2 separate regions of the Mus musculus genome follow, and region 1 is linked to region 2. Evidence: chromatin contacts called from ENCODE Hi-C data. All regions are on one chromosome and are shown on one strand. The core of a region is the stretch at or near the end of the contact, and the rest is flanking DNA. Distances in the headings are between cores, read along the strand shown. Region 1 holds the start of Rpl27a (ribosomal protein L27A). Region 2 holds the start of Tescl (tescalcin-like).

The links. Hi-C counts contacts between places; a loop is a spot of excess contacts on that map.
Region 1: a map of T-helper 1 cell shows a loop between it and region 2 (259-fold over the local background). The contact joins the promoter of Rpl27a here to the promoter of Tescl in region 2. A Hi-C loop is called at or near these places in 2 of 37 maps with a recorded cell type or tissue (T-helper 1 cell and T-helper 17 cell).

The regions. Positions count from the first base shown.
Region 1 is chr7:109,513,366-109,520,575 of GRCm38, reverse strand. Rpl27a (ribosomal protein L27A) reads right to left here and starts at 1,381. Exons shown (of 5, transcript NM_011975.3): 1 at 1,354-1,381; 2 at 928-991; 3 at 583-658; 4 at 1-108. The coding sequence starts at 1,356. It overlaps Snora3 (small nucleolar RNA, H/ACA box 3), which reads right to left and starts at 444; the gene lies at 325-444. It also overlaps a transcript of Trim66 not described here.
Region 2 is chr7:24,328,967-24,336,073 of GRCm38, reverse strand. Tescl (tescalcin-like) reads left to right here and starts at 2,109. Exons shown (of 1, transcript NM_001163810.1): 1 at 2,109-2,994. The coding sequence starts at 2,176. The coding sequence ends at 2,871.

The DNA.
Region 1 (7,210 bases), core at 132-2,631, about 85 Mb before region 2:
TCGCTGACCAATGTCCACAGTTTATCCAGGTTGACTGTTGGGCAGAAGCTCTGGTTCCTCTTCAAGTGGTAATGCCGCATACCAACTTTCCCAAAGTAACCTGGGTGACTGGGGAGGGAAGGCAACCATCTTCAGAGCCTCACTGAGAAAACTTATCTTTGTAGTTGTCTCCTAGTGAGTGTAAGTGTTCACTACTGTAAACATTGACACAGCAGGCACCAGATACAATTTTTGAACTAAAAGTCAGGTCACTCAGTAGCACCCCCACTCCTTAAAGGATTCCCTAAATAGGGTGCAACGTAACTTTGAATGGGTTAACTTGACATATGTCACTAACCTGGTGACTGACTGTGCCAGAAAGTCCACACAGCCAGTGAATAAGGTCAGCAGTTATTCTTCGAGGACTTAAGCACACTAAGGCAACAAGCAATACCTGAGCGTGACTCTAGCCTCGGACAGGTCCCCTCAGTTCAAGTGCAGCGTTTACTTGCTAAAGCTAGCCATACCAAATGGTAAGAAGCCCGTTTCCAGGGAGACACCGTCCTAACTCACCCCTTCAGCCCCCACTTCCAAAACACTCACTATTTGTCAAAGTTGATCCTGTGGTGGTGCATGCCTCCAGCATTCCCGCGGCCGCCTGGGTGCTTGCGGTGCTTACCTGTCGGCACACAAAGCAACTTGTGTGACTTATAGCTGCTCACATGCCCTTATTCCTGCTCTCAGTTTACCATCCGTTTCTAAGCCCGATTTATCAAGACTCGGGGATAGAAGGAACATTTACGGCATTTCACATCCCAGCGGCATGTGTTTAACTCTCACCCCGCTACCAACATAAAGTAGGGGAACTGCAAGTGTTTCCTTCCACCCACGGATGTCTACTTTCCAACAAAACTCCAAAGGCCAAACGCCGAGGAGGCGCACACTTACCGATGCGGCCGTGGCCGTGGCTCACGTGGCCCCGGAGTTTCCGGGTCTTCCTCAGTCTGGATGGCTGCGTGGGAAAAACAGCAAAGTGGTTAGGCCTGCTTAGAGGATGGGGAGACCGGGGAGAGGGCAGCAATGCCTGCCTGCCCGGATCAGGCCTGCACACGAGGACTTGCCTTCTGGAGCACCGGCTAAGCCGAGGCCGGGACTCAGAGCGTGCTCAGCCGCCCGGGCCCGCACGTCCACGCGATCCCAGCTCTGGTCGGAACACGCGGCCCCACGTTCCTCGCCCCACACCCGAGTGGGTCATCCCGCCCCGCAGGCTACGCCCAGCCATGGAGACCCACTAGGACCATAGCAAGCAGCTGAAAGGCTGGGAAGCAGAGCCCCGACCCTCCGCGATGGAGCGGAGGCCAAGAGAAGACCTACCATGGCGGTGGCAGAAAGGGAAAAGGGAGGAGCTCACGAAGTCTCGCGAGGTAGCAGGCGCGGGGGCGGGACCAATGCTTCATTTCCGGCCAGGAGGCCGGCTTCGGGAAGGGCTCCTGACGTCACGGCTCCCGGCGCCCGCCTCTTCCTTTCCGTGTGGATGGGCGGGGTGAACCGGTGGCGCCCGCCCCCGGAAGCCCCGGTAGCTCCTCCCTAGTCGAGCGCCGCTGCGGCCGGTCATCGTCGGAGTGCACTGTTCTTTTCTGGTGCGGTTGGTTTTTGTCTCCGGGCAGCAATGGCGGTGGCTCAGAGCATCGGCAAGACTTCCGCAGGGCCTCTGACGTCCCTTAAAGGGACACTGCCCTTCTCTTTTGCTCTGGTCCTCTCTTCATGTCCTGCCAAATTTGAACAGCCTTCTGTGCTTCAGGGATCTAGATTCTGTAACTATTTTGTATAAACATCACATTTGAATTTTCTCCAGACTCTGGCTGGTATGCTTTTACTCCCCTGGACCCGAGGTTCCCAGCCCAGCGTGCTCCTCATACAAGTATTTTCCGTGTCGACCTTCTTGGACCTGTTTTGTTACTTGTTTACTCGAACTATCACACTTGTAACTTCTAATTGCCAAGTTACATTTTTCTTCCCGATAGAGCCCAGATTCTCTAAGGGTTCAGGACTGGGCAATTTTGCTTGTTTTCCTTTTAAATCCATGAGTTCCTGGCGTGTAGCCTGCTTGCTAACAAAAGTGGTACACTTGTGCACAAGATTCTAACCCCTTAATCTGTTTTATTGTTTCTTACTTGATCCGTTAAACTAAAGAATATTCTAGTCAAAACTCTCAGAAAGCAGAGTGGGCAAATCCTGTCTGTCTGCTAGCTTCTTGCTCGGTGTTTAGTCCATTACAATCTGGGCAGTTTGACTTTAGCCACACCATTTCCTCAAGATCTTGTATTTGTTTTGAGACAGGGTCTTACTCTGAAGCCAAGGCTGGCCTTGTACCTCCTGACTGCTGGAGTTACACTCCTAATCGATTGGCTAGGCATGATGGTCTCGAACTTTCTCGTGTGGGCTGTAATAGCATATCTATGGCTGTCCTTGTTCAGCTCCTATTCAGGCAGTCCTGTTGGTGATACTATGGGTGTGGCTTCTTACACTCCTAGGACACACAATTTCACAGTAAAGCCTCTGATCTCTGGCTCTTACAGTCTTTCCCTCGCCTTAGGTGGAGGGGTTGTTTTACAGATTTATCCAGTGGGACTGGACTTCACACCTCTGCATTTTGATTGGTTATAGCTTTCTATATCAGTTTCTTTCTGCCTGTTGCAAAGAGAGCTTTCTTTGAGGGCTGAGGACTACCATTTTCTGTTATAAGGACAAATATTAGAACTACCCATGCCTTCACTGCTAGTATCCCAGTACCACTCTTGATTTCCCTAACCTTAACCTTTTGATCCTCCAGTCTTAGCTTCCCATGTTCTGAGATTTTAAGCATGTACCCTCATGACCAACTCTTTCTGAACTCTAAAGAATAGAGGAACTACCTTAGTATTCTACTACTTCCAATAGCACTCCAGGCCACAATGGTAAGACCCCCAACATCCTCAGAGCGCCTTGAACTTTACAAAATCTAGCTTCATTTTTTCATGAGACAAAAGACACAGAACTGGGTGACTTGTCCTAGGTTATAAAGTTGGTAGGGTACAGAGCCTGGACCTAGCCTTCCCCTTCCCTCTCCAGATTCCCCGTTTTTAGTCTCAGTGACCACTCCCTTTTGACCTCACAATACTCTGATCTTCATCTCTCCTTCATCTCACAGGCATTAATCATATACTGCCTAAGTCTAGCAGAAAGAGAGGTTTGAGAGTTGGGATCAAAATTTAAGAAGAGATCTGCTGCTGTCCCATATGTTCAAGGAATGAGCCAAATTACTTAGAAATTACCATTAGGGACGTGATCTATCAATGGAGGAAAGCTAGCTAGGAAGAGCCTTGGGAATAGAGGGTAACATTAAGTGAATTTTAATGGGACCTGGAGCAAGTATCAAGTCAGGGCAAAGAGCAGAACTAGAATCCTGTTTCTGAATAGTTTGCCAAGTGCTTTGGTTATAGATGAGCTACATCCTCTCCTCGGGACACCTGGCTGAACCTTACCCAGTAGTCTTAGTGACAGTTTGATCTCTAGAGTAGAGGGAGTGTTTGGGGAATTTGTCCAGCTGTGGTTTTCTAGACAGCTCCATTTCTTCCTCATTAGGCAACCAGCCCATTGATTCATGGTTCCTGTGCTCGTTCAGCAAAGTTAGCTTCTTCAGGTCTATCAGCCCTGACAAAACAGAGAAGGCTCAGTTCTTTATCTGAAAAGTTGAATAATAGTAGCCATATGTTAAGACATTAGGTCACCTCTCCCTCCCCACTGACCACGACCTTGAACGTGATACATGAGAACTGTTCTTTGTGACAATTCCATGAAGTATATCACAGCCTTGTGACATCGCAGGCATTTGAGCTACTTACTTTGGAGGTTCAGAGCTCAGACAACACTTGTGGAATGAGGCAAAGAGAGATGGTGCCAGGCAGTGGCTGCCTGGGGAGGCAGGTAAATCTCAGATCTCTCCTCTGGTCCTGGCAACACACTATCTTCTGAAAGAGTGCCCTGCTGGCCTCTTTCCTTTTTTTCTCAGGGTTCCTGATTTTCCTTAGGACTTCAGACAGCAGCTGTTCTTGGAAGTATGACCACTTCCAGACCTGTCTTCTTCTCCTTCTCCTTCTCCTTCTTCTTTTTTATTTTTTCATGACAGGGTTTCTCTGTGTAGCCCTGGCTGTCCTGGAAATCACTCTGTAGACCAGGCTGGCCTCAAACTCAGAAATCCGCCTGCCTCTGTCTCCCAAGTGCTGGGATTAAAGGCGTGTGCCACCACTGCCCGGCCTTCTTCCTTTTTTTTTTTTAAGGGATATATTTTCATTTATATGTATGTGTGCTGTTGAGAAGTCAGATGATGTTGGGTCCTCTGGAGTTACAGGTGTGTGAGCCACCCAGCGAGGTCACTGACAAGTGAACTTGGGTCCTCTGGATGAAGGGCAGCCAGTTCTCCTAAGCACCAAGGCATCTCTCCAGCCCCATGCCTTATCTTCTTGCTCTTCATCTTTAATTGGATATTAGGAAAACTTATGTTGCTCTCCTTCTAAAAGGAGACTACTGGCCTGTCATACCACAGGTCTTTAGTCCAAGTACTGGGGAGGCAAGACCAGGTGGATCTTTATGCATTTGGGGCCAACCAAGGCTACATAGTGAGAAGTACAAAAACTTGGAAGTCCATATTTAGTCTACAAGTGTTTCTAAATGTATATACATTATATATATATGTGTGTGTGTACACATGTAATGGGACAAAAATACACCATGAGGGGCTGGAGAGATAGCTCAGTGAGACCACCAACTGCTCTGCCAGAGGTCCTGAGTTCAATTCCCAGCAACCACATGGTGGCTCACAACCATTCATAATAAGATCTGATGCTCTCTTCTGGTGTGTCTGAACACAGCTACAGTGCACTCATATAAACACAAATAAACAAATCTTTTAAAACAAAAAAACAGCATGAAAAGAAGTTCTGAAAAAAGGAGGATAAACATCTCAAATCATAGTCTCACAAAACTTTATGTCAATTTTCAGATCATGTTTAGACGGTAATGGGCTATATGCAGAGTTAATGATGACAGTATGCTAATCTGTGTGTGTGTGAGTGTGTGTGTGTGTGTGTGTACGGAGAGTATGCATGTATATATGTATATACATGGAGGCCAGAAGAATAGTTTGTTTCTAGGTGTCATCTTTTGCTCTCTGCCTTATTCCCTTGAGACAAGGTCTCTCACAGTTTTGACTAGGCTTGGTTGGCCATCAAGTGCCTAGGATTCACCCATGTTCATCCCCCAGAGATTACAGTCATACACGGCTGTTTATGGATTTTTTTTAAATATGTGGGTGCTAGGGGTCATACTCCCGTCTGCAGGCTTTCGCAGCCAGGACTCTAACCACTGAGCCATCTCCCAATCCCCACATCATTTTCTGTATCATTGCCCAGGAATAAGGATTGGCTCATTTTATTTCTTGTGGTGCTGGGAATCGAACCTGGCACCTTGAGCATTCTAGGTAAGCACTATCACTGAGCTGTAATCTCAGCTTCAGGTTTATTTTCCACAGCTGAAGAGTAATTTGCCTTCGGCATGTGCTATAACATACTAAGCCATCTTGTGTATTTTGTTTTTGTGTTTTGGTTCTTTGTTGTTAGAGACAAAGGTGCAGAGAGCATTTTGTATAATGGACTTTTTTTCTTTTGACCAATAACTTGTCTAGAATAAAATCCCAGGAGAGAGATTACTGGATTATAGGGTATAAATATTTGTATGATTCATTTTATGATGCTATTTTTTTTTCAGATAGGTTGAACCAATTTGTATGCCAACATTATGTACAATTTCTAATTACATCTTAACTTCCCAATGCTCAGAGCTTTGGTCAGCTCTTTAAGAAGTTTTTGATTATAGCATTTAGGGTGCAGGGAAATCCATAGGTGAAAGGACTTCCTTCCTTCCTTCCTTCCTTCCTTCCTTCCTTCCTTCCTTCCTTCCTTCCTTTCTTCTTTTCATTTCTGAGACAGGGTTTCTCTGTGTAGCCCTTGCTGTCTTGGAATTCATTCTGTGGACCAGGCTGGCCTAGAATTCAGAGATTGCCTGCCTCTGCCTCCCGAGTGCTGCGACTAAAGGCTGTGCCACCTGGCAGATGGAGTTTTCTAAAGCACAAAGCAAAAGACAAACAAACAGGATTTGGGGGTTGTGATTTCTAGTCACGTTTCTTTCCCATGTTGGACTGTGTTTGTTTTAAATCTTCCTGGACCGCCTGACATTTACTGTAACTGTACTGACTTTACACTCCAGCACGGTTTCCGACACATTTGTGGGACAGGGAGATAGAAAGTCCTGCCATTCAAGTCCAATATAGTGAAACATGAAAGAAAGAACACTCATGTCTAAGAGACCAGCTTATCAAACAGTACAAACAAGACAGGCTTAAGTCTCCATGTTTTAATTTAATTTCACAGTATTCAGTACCTGAGAACACAGAAGCGTGAGTTCATTTTCCTGCTCTGTGAATTCTAGGAAGAAAGAGCACCGCTGCCTTGAATCTTTTTTTTTTTTTAACTCTTTGAATGAAAAAGTATCACTCAGTCATTCTCTTCACAAGTATTGATTTGGTGTATGCACTCAGTACTGACACTATACATAGATGCCAGGGCTTAGGGCAAGAGAGAATAGTAAACAGAGATGAGAAAGCCATCCGATAGAGCTGTGGCCGCAGGATTGCATCTAAGACATCCAGCAAACAAACAGAAAATGTGTGTTAGGCAGTCTGGCAGAGTGTGTATTCCCGCCAGCGTTTCTCACTCACTTTCCCACAGACATAAACACTATTTTTGATGATAATTCGAACTTACCCAAGCAAGCAGTCTTTGGGATTCTCACCCCAGTATGATGTGGAGTGGCTTGCCACATCATTTCTCAGAAGGTTAAAGACATCCAGCAACTGTTTCCTTACCACAGATCCCCAGATGCACTGTGATGTTAAGGCAGGTGGTCTGTGGCAAGGCAGTGCTGCATGCAAGGGTTCCCCTCCTGCCACACTGTTTAGCTGGAGTTTTGTTTAGCTTAGGGTTCCCCATGGTGGAATGCTGCTGATATGTGTTGAGCCAGGGTGTTTTCTTATTCTTTTAAAACCTAATTAGTTATTTCTATATCTTGGATCTTTGTTGTTGCTATTGTTTTGTCTGGGTTTTTTTTAGGATTCATTTTTTAATTAAAAAAAAAT
Region 2 (7,107 bases), core at 860-3,359:
GCGGGATTAGTGAAGGACTAATGACAGCGTCTCATGAGCCCAAACTGGTCTTGAAAACACTAGGTAGCTAAGAATGGCTTTGCACTCATAATTCTTTCTACCCTGGATTACAGGCATGCACCACCATGCACAGTTTCTGGGGTGCTGGGGTTCAAACCGAGGGCTTTGTGCTAGGCAGGCACTCTCCCAGCTGGTAGATGTGGTAGATGTGTAGTATGCTAATTAGAGGAGAGGAGAGTTCAGGACCATATGAAGAGATGATGGGACTGGGGGGGGGGGTGTGTCAGGAGATTCTGACCTAGGAGCCAGGGAGACCCCAGCTGTGTTCTGCAGTCAGTCTGCTTTTATGCCCTCCCTCCCACTCTCTGCACCTATCCTGTCCTTTCACTATATAGACAAGGACAGATGCCACCGCTTTCTCAGGTCCCTACCATCTCACTTCCTAGGCAGAGAGCTGAAGTGAGCTCCAGGAACAGCCCAGGACCCGAATGACTACAGTGTGACTCCCTAGGGAGTCTATTTGTGTTCACTCCAATGGAGAATACCACAAAAGAACCAAAAAAAAAAAAAACAAAACAAAAACAAAAACAAAAACAAAAAAAACAACAAAAACAAAAACAAAAAACAAAAAACAAAAAAAACCACTGAAGGAACTTATTGAAATTATCGGAGTATGCCTGAGGATTCACTTGAGCAGCGAGGGTGATGACTGGCAAGAGATGCATCCCTGGAGTTTCCTCTCAGGTCGACCTGCTGCCCACTCTGCTTCCACTGTGTATGGAGCAGGAGGGAGAGGGTTGCTGTGCTCCTATGCATCCAATGCTCCTCCCATCTACCGACAAGAGAATGATAGTAGCCGTGCCTTGTGAGAGTCTCCTGCAGGTCATCACAGCTTCTCTGATTCCCAGACATGGACGGCCACATCCTGCCTGGAAGGCAGAGTTCCGAATGGGAGTCATGCACTGTCATTGTCGTTTGGGTCCTAGTTCGAGAGCCTGCTGATGGGGTATGATATGGAAGGAAGTGTAAGCAGAGTAAACTCTCCCTTCCCATGTAGGGGTCTGTATAGTAGAGCCTTTGTGTGTGGCTTTGAGTGGATGTATAGTAAAGCCTTTGTGTCTGGGTTTGAGTGAACTGTTTAGCAAAGCCATTGCTATGTTTGGATTAGTGAGTAGAGGCTGAGAAATTGTTTTGTGACTATTTGAACCCTGAAGAGATGTCTCCCTGGAAAGTCTGTACTTGGCATGACATGAGAGCTTGCAGCTGCACAACCTTGGTCCTAAGACACTCCTGGGCAAACATGGAGTTCTTACTTGTGATTATGGCTAGCCATGGTGAAACGGGACTGAGATTTGTGTGGGATGTCTGCTCTCAAGGGCAGCAAGAGTAAGTTAACTTTGGTAGCTGAAACCCTTCCCAGCTCCAATTAACCTTGTATGATGTTTGAATAAAGTAACTGGAGTGAGCTAGCTGTGTGTCAGTCTTTTCCAAGAAGGCTGAACTCCTCTGTTCCTTTAGGAAATGAAGGCTTGGCATCTTGGTGAGCTTCTCTGAGCTCTCCCCTCCCCTCCCCTCCCCTCCCCTCCTTCCTTCTCCTCTCCCCTCCTCTACTCTCCCCTCCTATCCTCTCTCCTCTCCTCCCCTCCCCTCCCCTCCCCTCCCCTCCCCTCCCCTCTCCATCCTTCCCTTGAATGACTTGGAACTCAACTGTGCAGATCATGTTGTGCTCAAACTCACAGAGATTCTCCTGCCCCTACCTCCTGAATGTTGGCATCACTGGCCATTTTAGCATCTTTTGTAAGACAAAGACACGTATCTTTGGTTGTCCTAGGAAAACCAAAGCGTGCTCTCTCTTTTCATATATATAAAATTATATAATGTATAAAATATATAATAAACATATGACACATAATAGATGTAACATGTAACATAATATATAATATGCAATCTATAATACGCAATGCGTAATATACAACACATATATAATATTTATTTCAATATGCTTCATTTCACTGAATTTGGAGAGGAAAGAGCCTTCGGGGATTGTGACGGACCTGCCCTAACAGAGGTTGCTTTGATGACCTAATAAATCAGAACGGCAGCAAGGTGAGACCGACCAGGAAGCCCGAACCCTTCCACTGAGCGCCTGAGGTCGTTCCGAGCACACGGGGCACCATGGGCGCCTCCCTTTCGTCCAAGGAGGAGTGGGAGCGCGAGAGCAGGACCGACTTATGGTGGGCGCACATCCAGGAGGTGTTGAACAAGTGCGACTTCAGCTGGGAGCAGATCAAGCAGCTGCACCAGAGGTTCAGGCTGCTGAGCGGGGACCAGCCCACCCTACAGCCAGAGAGCTTCGACAACATCCTGGACTTGGAGTTCAATCCGATCCGCTCCAGGATCGTCCGCGCCTTCTTCGACAACCGGAACCTGGGCAAAGGGACCAGCGGTCTGGCGGAGGAGATCACCTTCCAGGACTTCCTGACCATCATCTCCTACTTCCGGCCGCTGCGGCCCAGTCTCAACAAAGAGGAGGCGGAGCAGAACCGCAAGGACAAGATGCGGTTCCTCTTCAACATGTACGACCAGGACGGCGATGGGATCATTACCCTGCAGGAGTACCGCCGGGTGGTGGAGAGCCTGCTGTCGGCGCACCCGCAAGTGGAGAGAGACACTGTGCGCTCCGTCGCCAATGCCATCGCCCAGGGCGCCTTGAAGGAGGCGGCCAGGGCGTCGGACCAGCCGCTGATGGCGGGCCAGCAGTATGAGGGCATCACCTTCGAGGACTTCGTCAAGACCTGGAAGAGCCTCGAATTGGAGGTGAAGATGCAAGTCAGCTTCCTGAATCTAGAAGCCACGGTCTTATGCCAGTGACCGGCGGGCTGCCACACCCACACTGGAGAAGCTGCCCCTTGAATCCGGCAGACTCTTGCAGCAGCTACAGGGTACATGGGACTTGATGGATTTCATCTCAAAGAATAAAGATGATCAAAAGAGATGAGCGGGGCGTGGCTGTGCTTGCCTTGAATCCCAGCACTCAGGAGGCAGAGGCAGGCAGGCAGATCTCTGTGAGTTTGAGGCCAGCCTGGTCTATTGAGTGAGTTTCTGGCAGGCCAGAGCTCACACAGTGAGACTCTGTGTCAAAAAAATAGAATGAATAGAACATAAATGTACCAATGGCCAGTAAACACGAAAATCGTAAGCATCCTTTGCCCATCTATCTCATGCAAGGCGCAATGGCTATCAATAAAATAAATGGTGGGTAGGATGCAGGGGCGCGAGGGAAGGAAATATGTACACACGATGACTGGTAGGGATGTAAATTCGTTCAGCTTCTATGGAGTCAATATAGAGAGGTTTCTGGAAAGCCTAGAACTAGAACCATCATATGACCCTGTGGGAAGCCGCCCTCACACTCGCCGTTACAAGATGGCGCTGACATCCTGTGTTCTAAGTGGTAAACAAATAATCTGCGCATGTGCCAAGGGTAGTTCTCCACTCCATGTGCTCTGCCTTCACCGAGTCGACAACTCGGCCGATGGGCTGCAGCCAATCAGGGAGTGACACGTCCTAGGCGGAGGATAATTCTCCTTAAAGGGGATGGGGTTTCGCCATTCTCTCTCTTGCTCTGGCTCTTGCTCTCTTGCTCCTAAAGATGTAAGCAATAGAGCTCTTGCTCTCTTGCGCTCTGGCTCCTGAAGATGTAAGCAATAGAGCTCTTGCTCTCTTGCTCTCTGGCTCCTGAAGATGTAAGCAATAAAGCTTTTGCCGCAGAAGATTCCGGTTTGTTGTGTTCTTCCTGGCCGGTCGTGAGAACGCGTGTAAGATGACCCAGCTATGGATGTACACCCAGAGGACCACGTAGATGCCAAACATCTGCACAGAGTGCAGCATCACTCAGTATTGCCACCTTACAGAACGAGCCCAAGTGTCCCTCTGCAGACGAATGAATGGTTAAAATGTGGTATATATGGGGTCGATTTTATCCATCCATGAAAACAAGAAACAAGCCAGAAACGGAAACACTACTCATTTGTGGATCCTAGAGTTTTATATAGATAACATGAAGTCATAGGATGTAAAATCGCCAAGTAGCCTGGGGAATGAACAGGGAGGAAAGGGGGTGGAGTCACTGTGGTCAGAGTACAGAGCACAGGTGTATGAAATTGTCTCTCGTAACTCATCACTGTGTGCATCAGACAGACCCCGGTGAAGAGAGTACCAGGGCATGCTGTGAGCATGCCATTAGGCTTAATGTCTTCTTGCTTGGTGAAAGAGCAGATTTGAGCAGTTAAAACTAGCTCGTTACAAGTAAAAGTTTGTCAAACCTAGCTGTATCCTCGTTGCTTGGACAAAATACTTAACAGGCACCGTTAGGGGGGAAGAGCTTGTTTGACTCAGAGTTTGAAGGCACAGTCCATGGTAAAGCAGGCCATGACTTTAACTCAGGGTTAAGCTATTTTTTTGTTAGTGGTGTCACTGTGGCATGCATTTGAGTGTCACGTCGTAGCCCAAGATGGCCTTGATAGTTGAGGGTCACCTTGTATTCCCATCCCCACTTCCCAAGAGCTAGAGTTACAGGCATGTGCCAACACGTCAGCTGTGGATGAGAGAGAATCCACAGGGCCCCTCCCCCAGATGAAGAGCTACTGGCGATCACTGGCTGTTGAGGAGAACCCATTTCCTTCTGAGATGAGGTCCCCTTCTCTCCTCACCCCCATAGGTTACCCAATCCCAAGTGGTCAGCCTTAGACTCAGATACATATGTATGATCAACACTGGTGGACTCTGTTGTATTTATGTACACATATATAACAATAATAAAGACATCTTGGATTTGAGAGTTAAGGGGTGGGGGATGGGAGGGACTGGACCAGTCTTGCTCAGGCAGCAAAGCTGTTGAGATATCATGGGTGCAGTGTCCCTGTCATATCTAAAAGACACTATCTTGAAGCAGGTGCCCTTGTCTTCTGCCCTCTTTTCTGCAATGCTCTCTGAGCTTCAGGTGTAGGGGTTGTGTTGTAAATGTATCACTTGGAGATGGACAGCCATGATCCTGTATACCCTGCATTTTGACCAGTCGTGGATCTCTGTGATAGTCTATCTGCTTCAGCTCCTCCGATGAGGTGGGGGAGAGCTACACTAAGCAGGCCAGACTTGTATGCAGGCTCCATCTTTGTTTTGTTTTTGAGAGAGGATTTCTTTATGTAGCATTAGTTTGCCTGGAACTGGACATATAGACAGGCTGGCCTCAAACTCAACAGAGATCTACCTGCTTCTGCCTCTCAAGTCCTGGGGTTAAAGGTATGCACCACACCTGGCCAGGCTCATTTGACAGTCCTTGAAAGAGCTACAACACTTGATATAAGAGAGTCTAGTTTCTTTGTTTCAATAAATAAATAAATAAATAAATAAATAAATAAATAAATAAACCATTGTATCCTATTTTGTATTTATTAGTTAACATTTTGTAGTTATGAGAATTGACCCTAGGCCTTGTGCATGCTGAGCAAGTGCTGGGCCTCCAAGTCCCATCTCCAGCCCCTTCCACACTAATGTGAGCACTTGCTGGTTCCTGCAGGCCTGTTGTTAGCACAGCAGCAGCCTGAGTCTTTAAAAGTCTCCTGCAATAATTTTCTTTTTGTCATTGTAGTTGAGAAAACATTAAAAATGTAGTCTGCCAAATACCCCCTGGAGTTCTAAATTATCCCTAAAAGCTGCTGCTTTGATGAATATGCATGAGTGAAGATAATAATAAATTTGCATACAGGCGCTTGAGTTCCCTGAGGGGCAGTTGTTTCCTTCCTTTCCTTCAAGCAGTTGTGTTGTTGTTTGTTTATTTAAATTTTGGGGTCAAAATCTCAAGTATCCTAGGCTGGCCTTGAACTCACTGTTTTGCCTAGGATGCCCTTCTACCTCCTGGCTCAACCTCCTGAGTGCTGGGAGCATAGGCATGCACTCACAGGCTTGATGCATCTGCTCCGAACCAAACTCACAGCTTTCTGAATGCAGGCAAGCACTTTACCGGCTCAGCCTCATCCCCAGTCCCCAGATCTTTGCTTCAGATCTGAGCACACACAGATAGGATGACTTCTGTTCGTGGGAAGGATGCATATCCCCGAAGGAAAGAGAGCTGGAGAGCACTGTTTCACTACCACTGTCAGAGTCCTCTGGGCAGTACCAGAATCTATGATCTTGCTGGTTGACTGGCTTGTAGAATAAAAAGCATCTCATTGTATGGAGAAACACATTGGTTTCTTATGAAAAAGCCACTTTGGGCTCTGTGAAATCAGCCAACTAGAAAGTAGAGAGTGTTTCTACCAACAAGCAAGCAGACAATAGGTTAGACATTCAAACATTAAACTGAAATTAAATTTAACACGTCCAGGAGGCTCTTGGCTGAAAGAAACTATGGCTTCATGGGGAAAGGGCTTTCATGCAAGGATGAGGACTAAGTTTGCATTCCCAGAGCCCACATAAAGCCAGATATGGTACTGCACACCTATAATCATAGTGCTCCCGAGATCACAGTGCTCCCCAGACCATAGTGCTTCCAGGGATACCTGGGAGGCAGAGACAGAAGAATTCCTTAAAGCTCCAGGGCCTGCTTGCTTGGCATAGCAGAGGCTAACAGCAAAGAGACCCTGTGCCAACATGAGAGAAGGTAGGGACACTTGGTACTGGCCTCTGGCTTCCACATACATGCTGTGGTATTTATAGGCATGAAGATGTGCGTGTGCGCGCTTGTGCACACAGACACACACACACACACACACACACACACACACACACACACGTGGGTGCTGTGACATTATGTGCCTGTTCTCACAGACATGAAGGTACACATACACACACCACATCACACCACACCACACACAAAGACCTTAGAACACCTAGGTTAGACAGGGATCAGCCACAGTTGATGACGGACAGTTTGCTTTTGCAAACAATGTTGACTTTTCATGTGGGCCCACAGATAACCAATGGGTAACAAAAACCAGGCAGAAATAGCCATTTGTCCCTTGGGCCAGAGTCTTGCTCAGCTGTGTCTGTTGGCGAGTCATCCTCAGAGTGTTCGTACAGCACCAATAACTCCCCGTTCAAGGCCAA